Regions from separate parts of the Mus musculus genome. Here region 2 is linked to region 1. A link is a loop called in an ENCODE intact Hi-C map of the cell type or tissue named here. Cell type or tissue: gastrocnemius. All regions are shown on one strand. Links, peaks and the distances in the headings refer to the core of each region. The heading gives the core; the rest is flanking DNA.

Region 1 (9,260 bases), core at 537-8,536:
TTACAGATGGTTGTGAGCCACCATGTGGTTGCTGGGATTTGAACTCTGGACCTTTGGAAGAACAGTCAGTGCTCTTAACCGCTGAGCCATCTCTCTAGTTCCCCTTTATTGTTGGTTTTGGGTTTTGTTCTTTTGTTTTTGTGCTCAACAAGTCCCAGTCTGCAAAGTGCCTGGAGCCGGTGCTGGACCAGGTTATTTGTAACTGCAGGATGACCATGGTGCGTCCTACACGAAGCTCCTGCTGTGGGCACCAATGGGGACTGCATGCTTTAGACATACATCTTCCTTCACAAAGACCTGGCCTGAGGATCAGAGAGCCTCATCTGGTTGTCCCTGTCCCTGTCCCCGCCCAGTCCCTTCCCTGACCACATCCCAGAAGTGAGCTCTGCCTCTACCCCAGGGAAACCTCAGTCAGCTGGAGCTCATGCAGATCAGCTCATGGCTGTTCTGTCTGCCTTTGTTGTACACTCCTGTGATCGCACTGCCTTCCTCCCTTCCCCTGGATTCCACCCCCGCCCCCTGTGCCCCGGCATCTCCTTCCTTGTGTTCAGCTCCTCCCCGTCTATTGCTGTATTTTCTTCCTCTCATTCAAACTCCGCTAGAAAACCTCTTTTCATTGAAGCCTCTGTTGCCCGTCAAGTTCAGTCCGTCCATAGACGGGCATAGCTCCTGTGTATCAGGCACAGAGCTGGGCTCCAAGGACACAGTTGAGCCGCCACGAGAGTTCTGAGTTTCTCAGAGAACGAACCTCTCTTGTATGCAGCCATCCACCCAACACGGCATTTCTCCTGTAGCGTGTCCATAAAAATATCCATCAGACCGGGTGACCTGTCCCTTAGTTGAGGGACTGTCTGAAACACCACTCCATCTACTCCAGGGTAACGTTGGGTTCCAAGCACCCAGCTGCAGGAACAAGACTTCACATCCTCTGGGAACTAAGACCTGACCAGAGCTCTGTGTGGCTTTGTGTTCTCAGGGGACTGCTGGCTGCTGGCTGCCATCGCCTCCCTCACCTTGAATGAGGAAATCCTGGCTCGGGTTGTGCCTCCAGATCAGAGCTTCCAGGAAAACTATGCAGGCATCTTCCACTTCCAGGTAACTTTATACTTGGCTGAGGCACTTCCTTGCCCTGGCTCAGGGGCTCAGCAGATGCCTCTGGGCTTGGCTTGCTCCTACACTCCCCAGTCTCTGGTAGTTTGAAAGCTCTGGAGATCAGTTCTGTTCTGCAAAGGATGCTGGAAGAGAGAGACAAGATTTTCCCAACTTGATCATCATGTGGGATCCCATCCGAACGGCGTGGAGTTGGGATGGAGGTGGTCCACGGAGGTAGATCATGGTGTACAGGAAGTAATATGTTCAGGAAGTAATCCCCTAGGGTTTTTTTTTATGTTTATTATTTGAGGGTTGAGATAAAAGGTTAAAAATCTTTTTATGATAGCAAGTGAGAGATGATATTTTTTTAAAGAAGTGCATGCGGCTTTGGAGACACAGATGAGCTCCGCTGGCTTCTTGCTTGGTGAGGGGCACACTTAACATAGGACACCGAAGAGCATCATAGGAACCCACAGCAAGGGGCTGGGCTGGGGAGAACCGGATGAGGCCAAGGCTCAGAGTCCCAGTGTCACCCTATCTTGTCCCTCTTGCCTTGCAGTTCTGGCAATATGGCGAGTGGGTGGAGGTGGTGGTGGACGACAGGCTGCCCACTAAGGACGGGGAGCTGCTCTTTGTGCATTCAGCTGAAGGGAGTGAGTTCTGGAGTGCCCTTCTGGAGAAAGCCTATGCCAAGTAAGTAACCACGCCCTTCCCCAACACCCCATCTTGCCTCTGCTGCCCTGGACTCCAAAACAGCGGGAGCTATTTCGGGGACTGTTTTGAATAGACATTCTGTTCTATAAAAGGATGACTTTGGCCCAAATTTGGCTCTTAATTCAAGGAGGTAATATGGGTATGGTGGCTGTTCACATGATGTACTGGTACAGGACAGTCATTGCTCTTTCTGAGCAAGTGAACTGGGACATTCTGGGGCTGTCTGCTCTGGCCTTGAGAAAGAACTCTGCTTCTCTGGTGGGCCCCCATTGCCTCTTAGCTGAAAAGACCAAAAGCTTCTGCCAGTGGGCAAAGCTACCCATTGCAGGGGTAGAAAAACTGTAGAAACTCACCCAGAATAAATCAGGTGGCTGGTAAGAATGGCTTCTTGGTTCTAATCCTAGCTGTGTATCACCCAGCTGGCCCAAAGTTGTGCTGGGTCCACCCCGGATGTCAGCCCTCTGCAGCGGGAGCCTCAGGTGCTGGTGCTGGTGCTGGTGCTGGTGCTGGTGCTGGTGCTGATGCACTCACTGCATTAAGATGGAGCTAGTGGGTTTAGGATCTCTACAACCCCAGGCCAGACACTGGGGCAGGGGGGCTTCATGTTCTTAACCAAGAGAACTTGGGGCATAGAGCTCAGGGCATGACCACAGGAACCTGCTGTGTGCTTTTTGGGAAACTGGGTTCATTTCTGAAGTGTCTCCAGCCAACCTCTGTGTCAGGGCTAGAGTCAACGCCAGAGGCTGGATCAGAGCAGCATTAAGTCATCCCAGAACATCACTAAACCCTTCCTGGTTTGGTACAAATTCTAAAGCATGTTGTAGCCACAGAGGAAAATAACTAGAGGGATCGCTCCTTGCCTTCCTGGGCACCCCGAGTTGGAGACAAAGACAAGGAAGATAAAAGCAGAGGACCCCATGAGCTCCCAAGTGGGGATCTAAGTTGGAGTGGGGAGGCATTTTCAGGGATGAAGGCTCCCTGTTGCAGCATGAATTCCCCCTTCAGGATCAATGGGTGCTATGAAGCACTCTCAGGGGGTGCCACCACGGAAGGCTTTGAAGACTTCACAGGAGGCATTGCTGAGTGGTATGAGCTGAGGAAGCCTCCTCCCAACTTGTTCAAGATCATCCAGAAGGCTTTGGAGAAAGGTTCTCTGCTTGGCTGCTCTATCGATGTAAGTCTCCATCACCCTCCGCAAGCACTCAAGTCCGCCGCCACCCAGAAGCTCCTTAAGGCATGGGTGCATCCCTTGCCCAGGGTCACCAGGCAATAGTCCTCTAGGGGCGCCATTGATACAGTAACAGTGCCACCAGACCTTCATCCCCATCCCACTTTCCATTCTAACTGTGTTGTATCACTCCACTCACAGACCGCAGGTCACAAAAAGCCCCCCACCCCCCTTCTGCTGGTCTTGACACCTTGTCCGGCACCTGCAGGGTTGTTTGAGCAGCCCTGCAACCTCTCCTCACTCTGTCCCAGTGCTGGTGGGTCCTGGAGAAGACGCCAGGGAGTACCAGAAGGATCTGCTTCTTCAAAATAGCTTTGCAGGCAAACAAACCTCACCAGGGAGATGGAAAGTGAGGCTGGTCCAGGCCCCAGGAGTTTCCCCAAGCTGTGCCCAAAGGATGGGAAAGGAGGGCCTTTAAGGAGTTGGCAACCCAATACATGGATTCTGAAGTTAAAAAGTCGCTGTCAGTGCAACTTAGTTGGGCGGAGTAGGGGTTGCAGAATCACAGCATCTTGGCTACAGTTGCCACTTGGGTGTCTGTCATTAGGCCTCCCACAGACCCTTGTCTAGAAGGTGACTCATCTGGGGGGAGGGGGGGCATGCGCCAACTTGCTCCCTGGTGATCAGCAACTAAAAGTTGCTCCTCCAGGTGGCAGGATGGATGCGCAGAGTTTTCCAGACTAGGCCCGGGTGCCATGTGCATCTTTCTGGGCCATTTGTATCCGGGATGGAGCAGCTGCCACCTACTGTCCTTGTGTTTGCAGATCACCAGCGCTGCAGATTCTGAGGCCGTTACGTACCAGAAGTTGGTGAAAGGACATGCGTACTCTGTCACCGGAGCCGAGGAGGTACGCCCCCTGCTAGCACGTGGCTGTCCGGGGTGGGGCCTCCAGGGCGGCAGCTGCCTGGCGCGCGCTGCCCTCTGCTGGTCACCGAGGCAGCTGCAGGCGTTCTTTTACTCTCTGGATCAGCTTTAAAAACAAAACCCAAACTCAGAACTTCCTATTTTACACTCTTAAATTATTGTTCGTGGGGCGTGGTGGCTCACACCTGAAATCCTAGCCTCTGTTTCTCAAGGGCTAGGATTTTCTAAAAATATTATTTTTTAAATGTGTATTTTAACTTGGCTAACTTTTACTGCACATGCTGTCTCCATATAAATGGCTGGGTTTTTTTCCCCCAGCCATTTACAAGTAAGCTGCAGGTATGGTGGGCCTGTCATCCCAGCCTTCGGAGCCTAGACAGGAGGGTAACCCAATGAAACCTTGTCAAAACAACAAACAACAACAACAACCCAAACAGCATCTTCCTTTTCACCCAACATCATAAGCAACGGAGAACGCATCTCTGAGAGCCTGTGACAGAAGTACCACCAGTTACAGTTAGTTAACGGATGTTTAGCTCTAACACCCCAACCACAGACACCAGGCCAGCTAGCCAGGCTGTTGGTGTCTCCCGCTGCTAACAAAGATTAAAGGCCCAGTCTTTAGAGCCAGCTCCTGAGAGCTTTAATTCTTATTTCATTGGCTTCCCCGGAACTTGGGGAGCGAGCTCCTGGGTACTTGGAGTTTAGTTATGATTTTCCAAAGCTGCCCAGCAGTGATCTGAGGGTTAAGTCCCTTCCAGCTTCCATGATCCTCCTCCACCCACTTGTCTGAAGTGGGGGTGTCCAAGCCCCTCCAAGCCTGCATGTCCCTTAGTCCCTCTCTCCTTTCTTTCATTGGATCCTTCAGGTTGAAAGTTCAGGAAGCCTGCAGAAATTGATCCGCATCAGGAATCCCTGGGGACAAGTAGAGTGGACCGGGAAGTGGAATGACAAGTGAGAAGGGAACAGGGTGGGTGGGCCCCTGGAGCGCGCATTCTACAGGGAGGGCCGAGGAGTGGGGCCAGAGAGCACACACCCTACACGGAGGGCTGAGGAGGGCTAGCTGAAGCTCTGAGAGGTGGCACTGTGGGCAGTGCCAAGAAATGAGGTCCTGAGGTCACTCCTCACACCGCGTGGGCCCCAGGCCTGCGACTCGCTAAGGGGTTTTGCAAACAGGTCACCACTCAGCACTGGGGAGCCATGGCCTGGCCCAGGCCTCCAGCGGGGCACATTCTTTCCTACCTCATGGTCCGGTCCGTGGTCCCTCCTTCCTTTTCCAGCTCACGTTCACTCTGCTATTGGGCCCTCTGGGGTAAAACACACCCCACAGGCTAGTGAGATGGCCCAGTAGGTAACGATGCTTGGCGCCAAGCCTGATGCCTGGGACCTACATGGAGGAAAGAACCTGCTAACCACAAGTGGTCCTCTAACCTTCAAAAAAGCACTGTGGCAGAGCACACCATCACCCTGCTGGAATATTCGAGGGGGCACACACTCGCGCGTGCGCTCACACACACACAAATAAGTGTAAACAAAAAATAAAGGAAGAAAAGGCCCCGTCATCCTAATAAATCAAGGCCATGAACTGTGTGCCAAGAGCGGGGATGAGCCTGTTGATCCCCAGGGCTTTCCGGTAGCTGTTAAGCTTCAACCCTCTGGGACAAAAGCTCCGTTGAGCCGTCCACCTGGTCCCTTGACTCTTTCCCAGAAGCGCTTCCCCTTCCTCTACCCCTTTTCTGGCTTGTTCCAGGCGGCCCTAGCCTCAGCAGAGGACCGCCTACGGGCAGACTTCCTTCCGGGTTGCTCTGGGGGTGGTCCTTGGTGGGTTTCCAGTTGCCCCTAAAAGAGCTGCCGGGAGCATCGTCCCTGACACAGCAATGCTCCTCCAGCCCTTGACGGTGGGCCTTGCTCATTTTTACTCTTCTATCCACCGTGTTCCAGGAGAGTGTGACCTCTCCCCTAGCTCCCTGCACAAGCGTCTGTGCTTCTTAGATTATGTTTTGTGTTTCTCCATGGGGTCTGGATGCAGGTGGGTCTGGGCCCTCGGAAGTTAGTAAAAGTGGGTGTGTTCCGAGCCTCAGCCTTTGGGGACTGTGGAGAGACATGGTCATTGCCACACACTGATTCCTAAGACCTCTCTTCTTGCTTCGCTTTCCAGTTGCCCCAGCTGGAACACGGTTGACCCAGAAGTAAGGGCAAATCTAACCGAACGGCAGGAGGACGGAGAATTCTGGTAAGGCAGCAGGGGCGGCAGGGACATTCCTAACCAGGGCACCAGTCAGCAATGCGTTCAGCACGCTGAGGACGTGTGGTAGGGCAACCTGGCTTTGCTGCTCTTTATGCATCTAAGTCCCAAGCAGGTGGCGCACCTCTGTAATCTTAGCTCTCTAAAAATTGAGGAAGAGGGCTCTCAAACTGGAGACCAAGCTGCATAGCCTTGGCTATCCAGAAAGAACCTGTTTCCAACAAAGAAAAAAAAAAAACTCTATATGATCCTAAACAGCTTTTAAATCTCTTCAATTTGTCCATCTCAGCTGTGGGGTTAACACCCGGCAATTTCACAAGGGCTGAGAGGAATTCCTTCAGAAATGTTTAGACCCCAAGAGAAAACACAGAGAAAGATGAGACCTTTCCTTCCATCAGTCTCTAAAGAGAGATCCTTGGCTCATTAAGAAACCAACTCTAAGCCAGGCGGTGGTGGTGCACGCCTTTAATCCCAGCACTCGGGAGGCAGAGGCAGGCAGATTTGAGTTTGAGGCCAGCCTGGTCTACAGAGTGAGTTTCAGGACAGCCAGGGCTACACAGTGAAACCCTGTCTCGAAAGAAAAAAAAAAGAAAAGAAAAAGAAAGAAAGAAAGAAAGAAAGAAAGAAAGGAAGGAAGAAAGAAAGAAAGAAACCAGTTCGTTAGTGAGCCGAGAGGGTCCTCTGTGTGTGCACTGCCCCCACAGAACACCTCGAGTGGATATTGTTCCAAGAGTCCATATGTTGTTTCGGTTCGTACTTATTCATGGCTTTCATTCCACCACTGAGAACTCTGGGGTGCAAAGAGAACTCATCAATTTGCCCCAAATCACCCCTGAGAAAGTGGCTGCTACAGAACTAGATTTGGAGCCTCCGAGTCTGGCCATAGCGTCCATCACTGAGTCTTAGACAGCCCCACCCCACCCCTGTCAACCAGGTAGAAGATTAAGGTGAAGCCAGTGTCTTCTATAACTCGGGACACCCTGTCTGTGCTTTGCTAGGATGTCCTTCAGTGACTTCCTGAGACACTACTCTCGCCTGGAGATCTGCAACCTGACCCCGGACACCCTCACCTGTGACTCCTATAAGAAGTGGAAACTCACCAAGATGGATGGGAACTGGAGGCGAGGCTCCACCGCAGGGGGCTGCAGGAATTACCCAAGTAAGGGCCATGACCATGTGTGGCTCCGGTCCCGTGGCCTCCTACCTGACTAGATATGCCACTCAGCCTGGAAGCCCAGGGGACTTGGCACCCACTCACCCAGGCTCTCATTCTCTTCCTTAACCACCAGCCTGTGTGTCAACATCTTTTTTCCGTTTTCTCGGCCTTACTACGTCCTGCATTCATTTGCTGTGATGTCCCCTGGTGTCCCCACATCCCCTGGTGGCTGTGGCCTTCATCTGGCTATGGAGGCAGTGCTATGTCCTAGTTCATAACGAGCCATCCCAGGCCCTCATGTAATGCATCCTGGGGCACACCAGCCTCTCAGGGCAGTCTGCCACTCTCTTGTGTGTCAAGTTCACTTGTAAAATGTTTAGAGCTGGGTGTTGGTAGCTGTACTCCTTTAATCCCAACACTTGGGAGGCAGAGACAGGAGGATCTTGGAGGTGGAGGTCATTGTGCTGTACAGAGTGGGTTCCAGGACAGCCAGGGCTACACAGAGAATCGCTGTCTCAAAAAGACTGGGAGAAAGAAAGAAAGAAAGAAAGAAAGAAAGAAAGAAAGAAAGAAAGAAAGAAAGAAAGAAAGAAAGAAAGAAAGAAAGAAAGAAAGAAGAGAGAGGAGGGAAGGAGGGAGGAAGGGAGGGAGGGAGGGAGGGAGGGAGGGAGGGAGGGAGGGATGAGGCCAGCCCGTGTCAGGAGAGGGCTCCTCCTCTGCTCTGCTCTCTTGATCCCTTTGCTGATCTCTTCTGTTGTCCTCACAGCTCAGTCCTCTCCTCCTCTTTGTCCCCTAGACCCTGTCTGATCTCGATGACACTGCCAGTCGTAGGATGGAGTGTGCATAGAGTACTGGGAACTGTCCCAAAGAGCTTCATCTATGTATTAATCTTCTCGAGGAAGTCACCCATTCTCCTTTCCAACTTGAGGATGACGGGACAGGGCCAAGGGAAGTGGCTGGTCCAAGGCCACAGAGCTTTCTGGGGTTTGAACCCAGGCGATGTGGCTACGAAGTCACTCTTACTCTGGAGGCAGGCCATGGTCATATATTGACTCTTGTTGCAGATGAGGAGACAGAGGTTCGAGGTGATATACCAGACCAACAGAGCAAGTAGACTAGCTGGCCAGTCCCTCCAGTCCCAGCACGCAGTCACCAAGTGGCAGTTCTAGAGGCTACCACTGAGAAGCCCCTCTGCCACCCACAGGAGCACCCTGTACCCGTTAGATGGGAGGTCCGCAGATGCTCTCTCAAGGACCTCAGAGTGAATGCTCTTGGCCTTGGGGACCCTCTGCCTCTACAGTACTTACTCAGTGCCACCGAGGTAGCCTAGAGCTTCATACACACGTGTGTGCCAACACAACTGAGTTTAAAGAAGCAGTTGTAACATGGCTGCCAACACTGTGAGACCGTGCTTCTAATTCTACCGCAGAGGTCATTGCATGAGGGGTGGGAGGCACTCAGACCAAGGGTTGGGGGTGAGATTCAGGGTCTTCCTGCAGATGGAAGTATGGGTTGTAGAGGCACTGTGATGGTGAGCAAGAGACACAGATGCTTTCTGGTCTTTGCATTTGCCAAGGGGTGGGGGCCAAAAGACAGGCAGTGTGGGAAGATGGAGCATCAAGGCAAGCCAGCGGCGTAAGGGCAGAAAAAAAAGAACAATTCCTGATTTAGGTCCTCCTGAGATTTATACTGTGCCAGTGGCCCTCCATTTGCTATGACAAGGGTGATAAGCCTTCAGGAAGACTTTGTAATGAGACCAAGAACGTAACTCTGATGGGAGTGGTTACCTCACATGCCTGGTGCCCCCGTTCAGTTCCTAGTACTTGCAACCCCTGCACTCAGAGGTAGAGTCAGGAGATCAGAAATCCAAGCTCATCTTCAGAGACATAAGCAAGTTTGAGGCCAGCTTGAGCTATAAGAACTTGGTGCCAGAGGAGAGAACCCGAGGAAGCAGTCTCCT
Region 2 (9,260 bases), core at 366-8,365, 180 kb before region 1:
TTCTACGGCTGCGTCATCGTCTGTCCTTTGTTCGGCGGGTAGACCCAGCGATAGGCGTCACCCTGCTTCCAGTCTGCCCTGACTGCAGGGCAGGTGCCTTGTCTTACATTTGTGTCCCTGAGATTTGCACACACATCTAATAAACTATTCTTACTGCTAGGCAGATGCTTCGCCTTAGGTGTCTCAGTTAGATTGTCCCAGAGCACTTGGGTGCTCCTCTACGGCTGACGGCTGAGGGAGAGCAGGTTCAATAAAGATGTATGGCACCGATCTCAGCCAGGCTGACTCTCACAGAGCACTGATTTGGAGCCAGGCACTGGCTAAGTGGTATAAATACACCTTCCCACTTAACCCCAGGATAACCCTAGGAGGTAGGATTGGTAGGACTCCCATTTTAAAGATGAGCAGATTGAGAAAGAGCTAAGCAATGCACCAGCTCAGCCCAGGGAGCAAATGAATGATAAAAAAGAACATTGAAGTCACTGGACGTGGGAAGTGGCTGGAGAGCCACCTTTGTGCGCTGATCCCTACAGCAGGGGACAATGGACAGGGTGGGCTCCCACCTTTCCTCCTGTCTCCTCCAAAGGGATTCCTGATTGTGTCCCATGCCGTGTCCCCTGCCTCAGGCACAGCCACCCTCCCAGGAAGAGCTGCAGCTCTCTAGATGATGAAGAGCTCCAGGAAGGAGGAGAATTAATTAGTTCCCAGCAAATAGAGCAGGGGCCTGATTACTCCCACGGCAGGGAGCTGGTGGCTTGTGGCAGAGACTATGCTGGCCCCAGAAAGTTCTATCCTCCATATCTACACAGACAGGGATCATGGGGGTCCCTCAAAGCTGCTTCTGGCCAACCCTATCCTCCAAGTCGCTGGATTACAAGGTGACCCATGCCTACTCATGAAGTTTCTGGGTTCACAGCTGCTAGAGTGTAGAGGGCAGAGGCCAGGTTATCAGCCAAGGGGCTGGGCTTCTCAGACCTGTTTCATTGACTCCACACCCAGAAAGATTTGTCTGGCATTTCTTGGGCTCAGGACCTGCTGTCAAGTTCAAGTTCAAATCTCTCTTTTTGTTTGACAACTGTGTGTGACCTTGACTGCACTTCTTAACCTCTCTAAGCACCTGTTTTCTTTCTTTTTAAAATTATTTATTTATTTATTTATTTATTTATTTATTTATTTATTTTCATCTATGTGTGCATTTGTATATGTGGGGGCAGGGGGCTGCACTATATGCCATAGTGTGCGCTCGAAATCATAGGACATTTGTGGGAGTTGTTTCTCTGTCATGTGGGTCCCACAATTGAACCCAAGGCAGGCTCCAGATGGTAGCATGATATGGGATCATGTAGACCTATGACAGACCCCTGGGTATGAAGACAGGGCCATGCTTAGAGCTATTGACAGGATAGGGGCTGGGAAGAAGGCCAGTTTCCAAGCACAAAGAGGAACCCAGGGCAGACTGCTGCCAATACAGCTCCCACAGTGTCTCTCAGACAGCCTGCACTACGACCTTGGGCAAAGGCATCCATCCATCCATCCCTGTGCCATCTCCTCATTAGAAAGCCTGAGAAAAATAGTAATTATCTGCTTCAGTCTCAGAAAGCCTTTAAATAATTAACATTTATAGGACAGCTTTGAATTCCTCAGATATGAGCCCTGGTAAAAATATTATTATTGTTTTTAAAAATAATATGTCTCTGATCCCAGGCTGCTGTGGAACGGTCTGTTATCTTCTCCCTGGGGGTGGCTGTTTGCGAGTTGATTAATTAAAACTTGGTTTTTCTGACTTTTTAATTTAGATGTTAATAAATTCAATAATTTGATCCATTTGTTGTTCTAGATAAGGTGCTTTGGGGCCAGCCTCCCATTTGTGACAGTGACCTGCTGAGGGATCTCTTAAACTGTATTATAAACGCTTCAGACACAAACTAGTGAGCATGACAGTATGGTGGCCCAAGGCACTCACAGGTCCCCAAGGATCCAGACCTTACCCAGCCCAAACGTCACCAGTGAGACGACGCCAGACTCCCATAAGGAATGCGATGCGTGTTTCGTCTGACTTCTCTGTTTAATTTCTCAACCCAACCATTCATATCTAATTGACTTTGCTTCAATCTATTCAAAGGAATGGAGATGCAGGAGGAAGCCACTTTAGTTCTGTCTGGTCCCCTTTCTCTGGGCTAGCTCTGCTTTCAGGAGCTATGAACCAGGAGGGGCCTGGGTATCAACACAGGCGACAGTCAAGTGTGACCGTTGCTTGCAGAGTGATGCCTGGGCACCAGGAGTGGACAGAGCCTTGGGGAAGGGGTGGGTTTCTGCTGTTGCTAGGATACCTATCTCTAGCTTCCAACATAACATCCATCTGAAGACTGGCTTAGTCTTGGGACTAGCCAGTAACTCAGGTCTCCACTGAACATTTATTATTGGACATAATTTTTCTCAAAGTCTTAAATGTCTAAGACCTTCAGAGAGGGCTCCAGCTCTCCTCTAGATGTGTCTTTGCAACAGTTTTTATCTTAAAATCTCCCCCAAAGTCCTTGTATCCCCTGCTTGGTGTTAATGGAAGGCTATTGAACCTTTAAGAGGCCCCAGTGGGAGGTCTTTCAATCACTGCACTTGTAGATGAATGGTGTCTTGTTCTTTCTCTGGTCTCAGCAGTGAGATAACTGGCTTAGTTCTCACCATAAAGGAACAGGCTGCTAATCTATAGGTCCAAAGTGTTGATGGTCCACAGGTAGCTCCCAAAATGAGGACCAAAATAAACCATCCTGTCCCCAGGTTGTTTACCTCAGGTGTCTGTCAGACTGGAGAGATCCCCAGTCAGCACAACTGCTCTCCTTCAGAACCTGTCAGGAAAACAGGAAGAGCTGTAGCTGCTCCCTCAGAGGACCCGAGTTAGAGCCCCAGCTCCCACATGGTGCTCACAGTCATCTGAAACTCCAGCTTCAAGGGACCTGGTGCCTTCTTCTAGCCTCTGAGGGCACCAGGCATGAATGTGGTGTGTAGATAAACATGCAGGAAAAACACCTATTCACATGTAAATTAATAATAACAATATTGATGATAATGATGATGATGAACCCTCTGTAGAGCACCTTGGTCTAGACCTTCATCCTCATGATTTAGTCTTCCTTCTTCCACACCAGCCTGCTCTTCCCATCTTCTTGCCACAACTTGGGTCTCTTTTTGTCCTTTAGCTCTCGCTAACCCGCCAGCTCTCCTCAACCCATCTACCTTCACATTTCTAGAAACCATGATTGCCTAACCAATACTCTGGGTTTGGTCTAGCTCCTTGCTACCTGCATAGAGATGCCAACAACTCATGATCTCCACCTTCAAAGGATGCTTCTGATGCCACACTACTAAAATGAGTGTCAATCTGCGATCACAGGGCGCCAGCCCGCATGAGATGGGCTGGGGACACACACTCCAGGCCCTCTGTCACGTGGCCCAGCACAGGTGGTCACAGAGCCTGCTCTCGCCGTTTGGACTTTCCCCCAGCTCTGGGTCTACAGGGCAGATTCAAACAGCATACCGAGAAAATCGGAACCTGGGTGAGTAGAGAGATTTGCCTTTGAAAATGAGCAGTATTGTCAGACAGTCTACTGAGGACAGAGGCGAGAGAGGCCCCTAAGAACTTGGCTCAAAAAGGACAGAACTGAGTTTTGAACAGCAGCTTCCCTCTGGCTGTATGTGCAGATCTGCCTGCTGAGGTAACAAAATGACCCTGACCTCTGAGTCCCTGCATCACCCGCACCTCAGGCTCCTCTTGACACCTCCGGGCCCCCTACTGCCACAGGATCACCTACCTCCTGTCTCTGGAGAGCCAGCTGTGCAAGGATGAGAGGATTGAGTTTCACTGGATACAATGTAAACTCTGTAACCAGGCAGGTGGGAGGTCTTCCCTGCTCTTGTCTTACTTAAGGCTTGCCAGAGATCCCCAGGAGCTGACTAGACGTCAGCTGAACATTCTCTAGGCCCTTCTTTCTGCTTGCTCTCCATGGCTAATTCCCATGGCTCTGGCCTTTCCCCTTCCCTGCCGTGGTCTCTCCAGGGCTCCCTAAAGCCCTGCATAGACCACTTTGTAGTTCTAAAGCTCTTCTTCTCTGTCTTGGCAACTCAGGTAAGAGGTGGAAAGAACACATGCTTGAATGCTTAGGCTCTAGAAACAGATGGCCCGGGTTCAAGGGCTGGCTCTATTGCCTTACAGCCACACAACTGTGGACAAGTTTCCCTCAGTCCTCCTCTCTCTTAAATGGGGCTAAAAACAGTTCCTACTATATGAATTAAAAGAACCTACCTATCTACCTACACACACACACACACACACACACACACACATGCATATCAATGAACATAAATATACATTACATGCACATATGTGTTGTATGCATAGATGTGTTGCTTAGAACAGCATCTGGTACACTGCTGATGCCATGCATGCATTTGCTATCAATGTCAACAGTACGTGCAATCCCTGCAAGCACTCCACATCCCCACATTGCCACAGGGCATCAGAACGAATCATCTCATTAGAAAGGTTTAGGAGGAAACAACGATGGACTCAAATCTGGTCTGTGTGATCAAGGATGAATTAACAATAAACTAACAATGAAGATCGGCCCTATTATCTAAAACTTTGACCCGAGGTTTGGAATATCTTCTTAGGGGTAAGGGATTTGCTTATAAAGTTCTCATCTGTGTAGTGTCCAGCCTCTGATAGACACTGGGCAAGCGACAGCTGCAACTTCATTGTTATTGATGAACAAGTGATCTGTGAGCAGTAGACCCTCCAGAGCTGGGATGGCATTGGTAAATCTTCAGGAAATTCACACAAACTTCAGGGCCCAGGGCAAGGAGAATGTGTGAATCCACAGCAGAGACTCATCCTCAGTTTCAGGACAGCAACAGTAGGCGGCTCCTGCACGCACCCGCACTCCTTGGCACACAGGTTCCTCCTGTGGGAAGTCACCGGGGCTGGTTCCAGACAGTAGTTCCCAGCCCGAGAATTCCAGTGCTTTGTCTCACTTTTCTTCTGGGTCACCGTGCAGAGCAAGAGCTCAGAACTCCTGCTGCCAAGTCTGGTGTCCCTGGCAACCACCAGTCCCCGAGACAGCCTGTACTTGCTCACTCTTGCTCTACCGAGAACACACACACAGGGAACAACTTGAGCCGTGTTTATCCTCCAGTTTTGTTGAGAACGGGCAAAAGAAACTTATTCTAAGCACTACCGTTTCATTTTCAGAATCCAGTTAATCATAGGGAGAAACTAAATTCAAGGTCCTAGATTCTAGAGGAGCTGGGGACTTCCATATAGCTTCTGTGGTGAACAGTTGTCTGAGTCCAGACATCTCACCGGCAACTTCTCCTTGGCAGGGTTAAACAAGTCCATGTTCCCAGGCCTAAGAACATCTCCAAATGTTTTCTTACTTGTCTGTTAACCAGTAAAGAATATAAAAGTTGCTGCTATCTAAACAAAGGTGCATAAGTTACAAAAATATATCACCAATTGCCTGATATGCCCTAACTAACTGCATGCAGCTGACCTCCTTTGTCCCCTCAGCTCTGGACCTAATGTCTAGGAGACTGCATTAAGGACCTTGAAGCTAGGTGTCCTGGATACATACAGCCCAGTCTCCAGCAGGCACTCTCTTCTTAACTCAGAAAGTCAAAATACAATTAGGTAACACTGCAGCCCCCCCAAGCGCCCCCTTGCTTCGTGTCCCCATTCATTTAGAAATGTTGCACAATCTCCCTTCAGTGATGGGATTCAGAGCCCTCACTGGCCCCTCCCTGAGTGCTCAGGAAAAAGAACTTCTGTATTTGAAGTGAGTTTTCCCAGCTTCCACCCTAAACCCAACATTTTGACTAAAGAGTACTGTGGTACCTGTAGTTGCCTGAACTCTCGGTCTCCTTTCTTCCTGTTCACTTTCACTGTTAGATTCCCCACCCTGGACTCTGACAGTGTTTACAGTACTTGTTTGGCAGGAGGAAATGCTTAGGTTTGCCCTCTTGGGTGCTTGCCTCTTGTCATAAGAGGAGCATGTCTTCTGTGCCCAGGATCTAAAGGAAGATGAGAGATGTGTGGGACAGAGATAGATGCCCCCAACAGCTGCAGTCACACGCAGCCTAAGTCAGCCAAGTTCTGCAGAACTCAGACTGGATGGAAATGCTACTACTTCTCAAGTCATTTGTCAAGGAGAATACCGTGACAGAAGCTGACTAGTGAAATATCTTGAACACACCCTTCACCGAGTGTATTACTTACTGAATGGCTACCCTAAATCAGACAGCTTTGAAACACAGGGTACACAGCTCCCCCCCCCCTTACACACACACACACACACATCTTTATTTTTGAGGCTCACAGTTCTTCTGGTCACTCTGGAGCAACACACTCAGTGCTGTGGGACTCACAGTCACAATCATGGTGTAGCACTGGAAATGCCAGCCTCAGGCTGAAACCAGATTCTATCTTGGCCCAAACCAGAGGCTTCTCTTTGCTACCCCCAGACCAGGCCTGCAGGGGCAAGAAGGCAGGATAGGAGTCCTGCAAGGAGGAGAAGCGTCCCCTCCATCACCCCTCAGATGATTTACATCCACTTCCTCTGGACTTAGGGGTACTGCTGTCTTGTAGACATTCTCACGGCTGCTCTAGGGACACCCCGAACCACAGGCTCCAGTGTCACTAGCTTCCTTGTGTACGAACCTCTCCATTTGGTTACACTTTCTCTTCCTGGCCTCCAGGTCATCAGTGGCTCCTTTCACTCCCATAAGCTGAGGTCAGTGTCCCAGCTAGATGGATTCCTTGACAGGATCCATACTGAGCTTCTACCACGCGTAGCCAGCGGGAGTTCATAGAACTCAGTTGCCTCGAAGCCTCTTGTCCCGGAAGACCCCAGGGTCACAGGCTATGATGATTACTCTTGGCTGCCAGCTTGACGACATCTGGAATAAACTAAAACTCAAAATTGGCTGGGCGTACCTGTGAGGAACATTTTCTTAATTAAATAATTTGGAGTGGGAAGATCTAGTTCTAATCCAACTCTTTGAGGTGGGAAGACCCACCTTTAGTCTGTCATACCTTCTGCTGGAAGCCTCTATAAAAGGCATGGGAGAAGAAAGTTGCTCTCAAAGAGCCTACTTCTCTGAGATTCTAGTGTATATGAAAGACCAGCTGAGACATCCAGCCTCGCGGACTGAACAGCTACTGGATTCTTGGGCCTTATGTTTACAGGCAACCATTGTTGGGTTAGCTGGACCACAGCCGGTAAGTCATTCTAATAAATCATATATATATATATATATATATATATATATATATATATATATATATTCACACACACACACACATATATATATGATATGTATGTAATAAATCATGTATATATGTGATATATATGACTATATGAGATATTTCATATATATTTCCATATATATAATCCCATATATATATAATCTCTATAAAGAGATTCCGATTCATTCTACAAGTTCTGTCACTCTAGAGACCTGACTAATCAGTTTGTCAGAACCTATGTTTCAGGACCTTGTCTGGTGTGCCCCACTGCCTTTAGTACATGGTGCCATATGACCTTTGATTATGGTCTATTTCACACCTTCTGTCTGGAAGTGGGATGGCAGAGGATCAACCTCCTTGCTCTGTATCGGGTACGGTTCAAACAGGAAACCAGAAGTCTTTGTTATTTTAATCAGAAAAGATAATGGAAGGAATGCTTTTGGCCAGCCCTGTGCGTATTACCACACCGATGCCAGAAAACATCTGTGTCCTGAGCTTGGGTGAGGAGACCGGAGCTCCATGCTATAATTCCCGGACTGATTTTAATCTGTTTCCACAGTAAATCACAGCCGTGACCGTAATAGCTATCAGTGCAAGGCCTTCTAGAAGCTTCTAGAACCCAACAACTGGGATTCTGAGACCTTTCTAAACCCCCAGCTAAAGCTGGAGAGAGGATATCAGAGCCTCTGTCCCTGTAGGTTTGCAGTTGACATGCTCACTTAGGCAACAGATGCTGGACCGATTCTTAGACAGGCCAGAGGATAATAGTCCAGTCTGACAGCCCTTGCCTACCCCAGAGGTTCATGCTTATTTCATAGTAATGGTATCAAAGATCACAGAGCCCTGCCACTGCCTCACCATAGGCAGTTGTAAGCCTTCGTGTCCTGAGCTTGGGTTGCCCAGAGATGACACTGGCCAGAGAACAGAATTCTGTGGAAAACTCCATGTTAGCCAGAGCTTCCCTGCTGTTACCACGATGAGGGGAAAAGAAGGAGTTAATCTGCACTGTGGCTTCCAAACTTAGTTCCAGGATATCTTATCGCCAGGGGTGAACCATAGTAGTCAGAGCTCTGTAAACAAGAGGGTCAGAAGCAGATTCTACGCTTCCTGAGAAGAGAGAACAGATGTCATGCGCCAATCCACAGATGCACCGTGAGGGTCAGTTCTCAAAATTCCACTTTCTAATCTTCAACTACCACATGCCTACTAGAGAGGAGGGTTTGGGACGTGAGGCTAGGTTTGGAGGCACTGTGTGGTAAATTCTGCACATGGTCCTTTTCCTCAGAGTAGCACAAACTTCTATATGAGTTTCAGCCTGGGGTGGTCTGAATGAGAACTGTTATTCCCTAGGCTTCAGTATTTGAACTCTTGGTTAGCCCTGTTTGGGAAGCTTTGGGTGGGTGGCATTGCCAGCGGAAGTACATCACTGGGAGTGATCTTTAGGTCCTCAGATTCCTGCTGTGACTGCCATATCTACTGTTTGCTGCCATGCCTTCCCCCATGATGGTCCTTAGTCCTCTGGAACCATAATCCAAAATAAATTCTTTCTCCCGTGAGTCCCCTTGGTCACAACATTTTATCACAACCGAAAAATACTAACGCAAGCCCCAAATACCTGTTTATATTGCATTAGATCTATGATAACCAGGGCAACAGCAAATACCTGGGATGACGAAGGGATGAGAGAATCCGAGTTCTGCCCCCAAGTTTGTCTTTGAGAATAATAGAGGTGATTGAAGACCCTGATATTCAGGCAGGACCACAGGCAAAAGGATTCAAAAGTCCTATTTACCGGGCTGGTGAGATGGCTCAGTGGGTAAGAGCACCCGACTGCTCTTCCGAAGGTCCAGAGTTCAAATCCCAGCAACCACATGGTGTCTCACAACCATCTGTAACGAGATCTGATGCCCTCTTCTGGAGTGTCTGAATATAGCTACAGTGTACTTACATGTAATAAATAAATAAA

The links. Peaks named below come from ENCODE experiments on the same cell type or tissue, not always from the same donor. Only the 100,000 strongest peaks of a DNase experiment are listed, where the experiment ranks them.
Region 2: it touches region 1 in a loop (1.8-fold over the local background); 2 of 42 quality-filtered maps call a loop at or near these places.

The regions. Positions count from the first base shown.
Region 1 is chr1:182,484,587-182,493,846 of GRCm38, reverse strand. Capn2 (calpain 2) reads left to right here. Exons shown (of 21, transcript NM_009794.4): 3 at 977-1,095; 4 at 1,652-1,785; 5 at 2,812-2,980; 6 at 3,799-3,882; 7 at 4,768-4,853; 8 at 6,058-6,132; 9 at 7,143-7,303. It overlaps LOC108167751 (a long non-coding RNA gene), which reads right to left and starts at 7,826. Exons shown (of 2, transcript XR_003948412.1): 1 at 5,142-7,826; 2 at 1-4,005. In gastrocnemius, for the core only: CTCF peaks have their summits at 3,069, 3,755 (motif pointing left) and 3,958 (motif pointing left); DNase peaks (open chromatin) are centred at 4,951, 5,178, 5,621, 7,322 and 1 more place; H3K4me3 peaks cover 524 bases; H3K27ac peaks cover 4,226 bases.
Region 2 is chr1:182,659,652-182,668,911 of GRCm38, reverse strand. No RefSeq gene overlaps it. Among named protein-coding and RNA genes, the nearest start is that of Ccdc185, 85 kb to the left of the region's middle. In gastrocnemius, for the core only: no CTCF peak of the experiment used is centred there; DNase peaks (open chromatin) are centred at 1,419 and 5,046.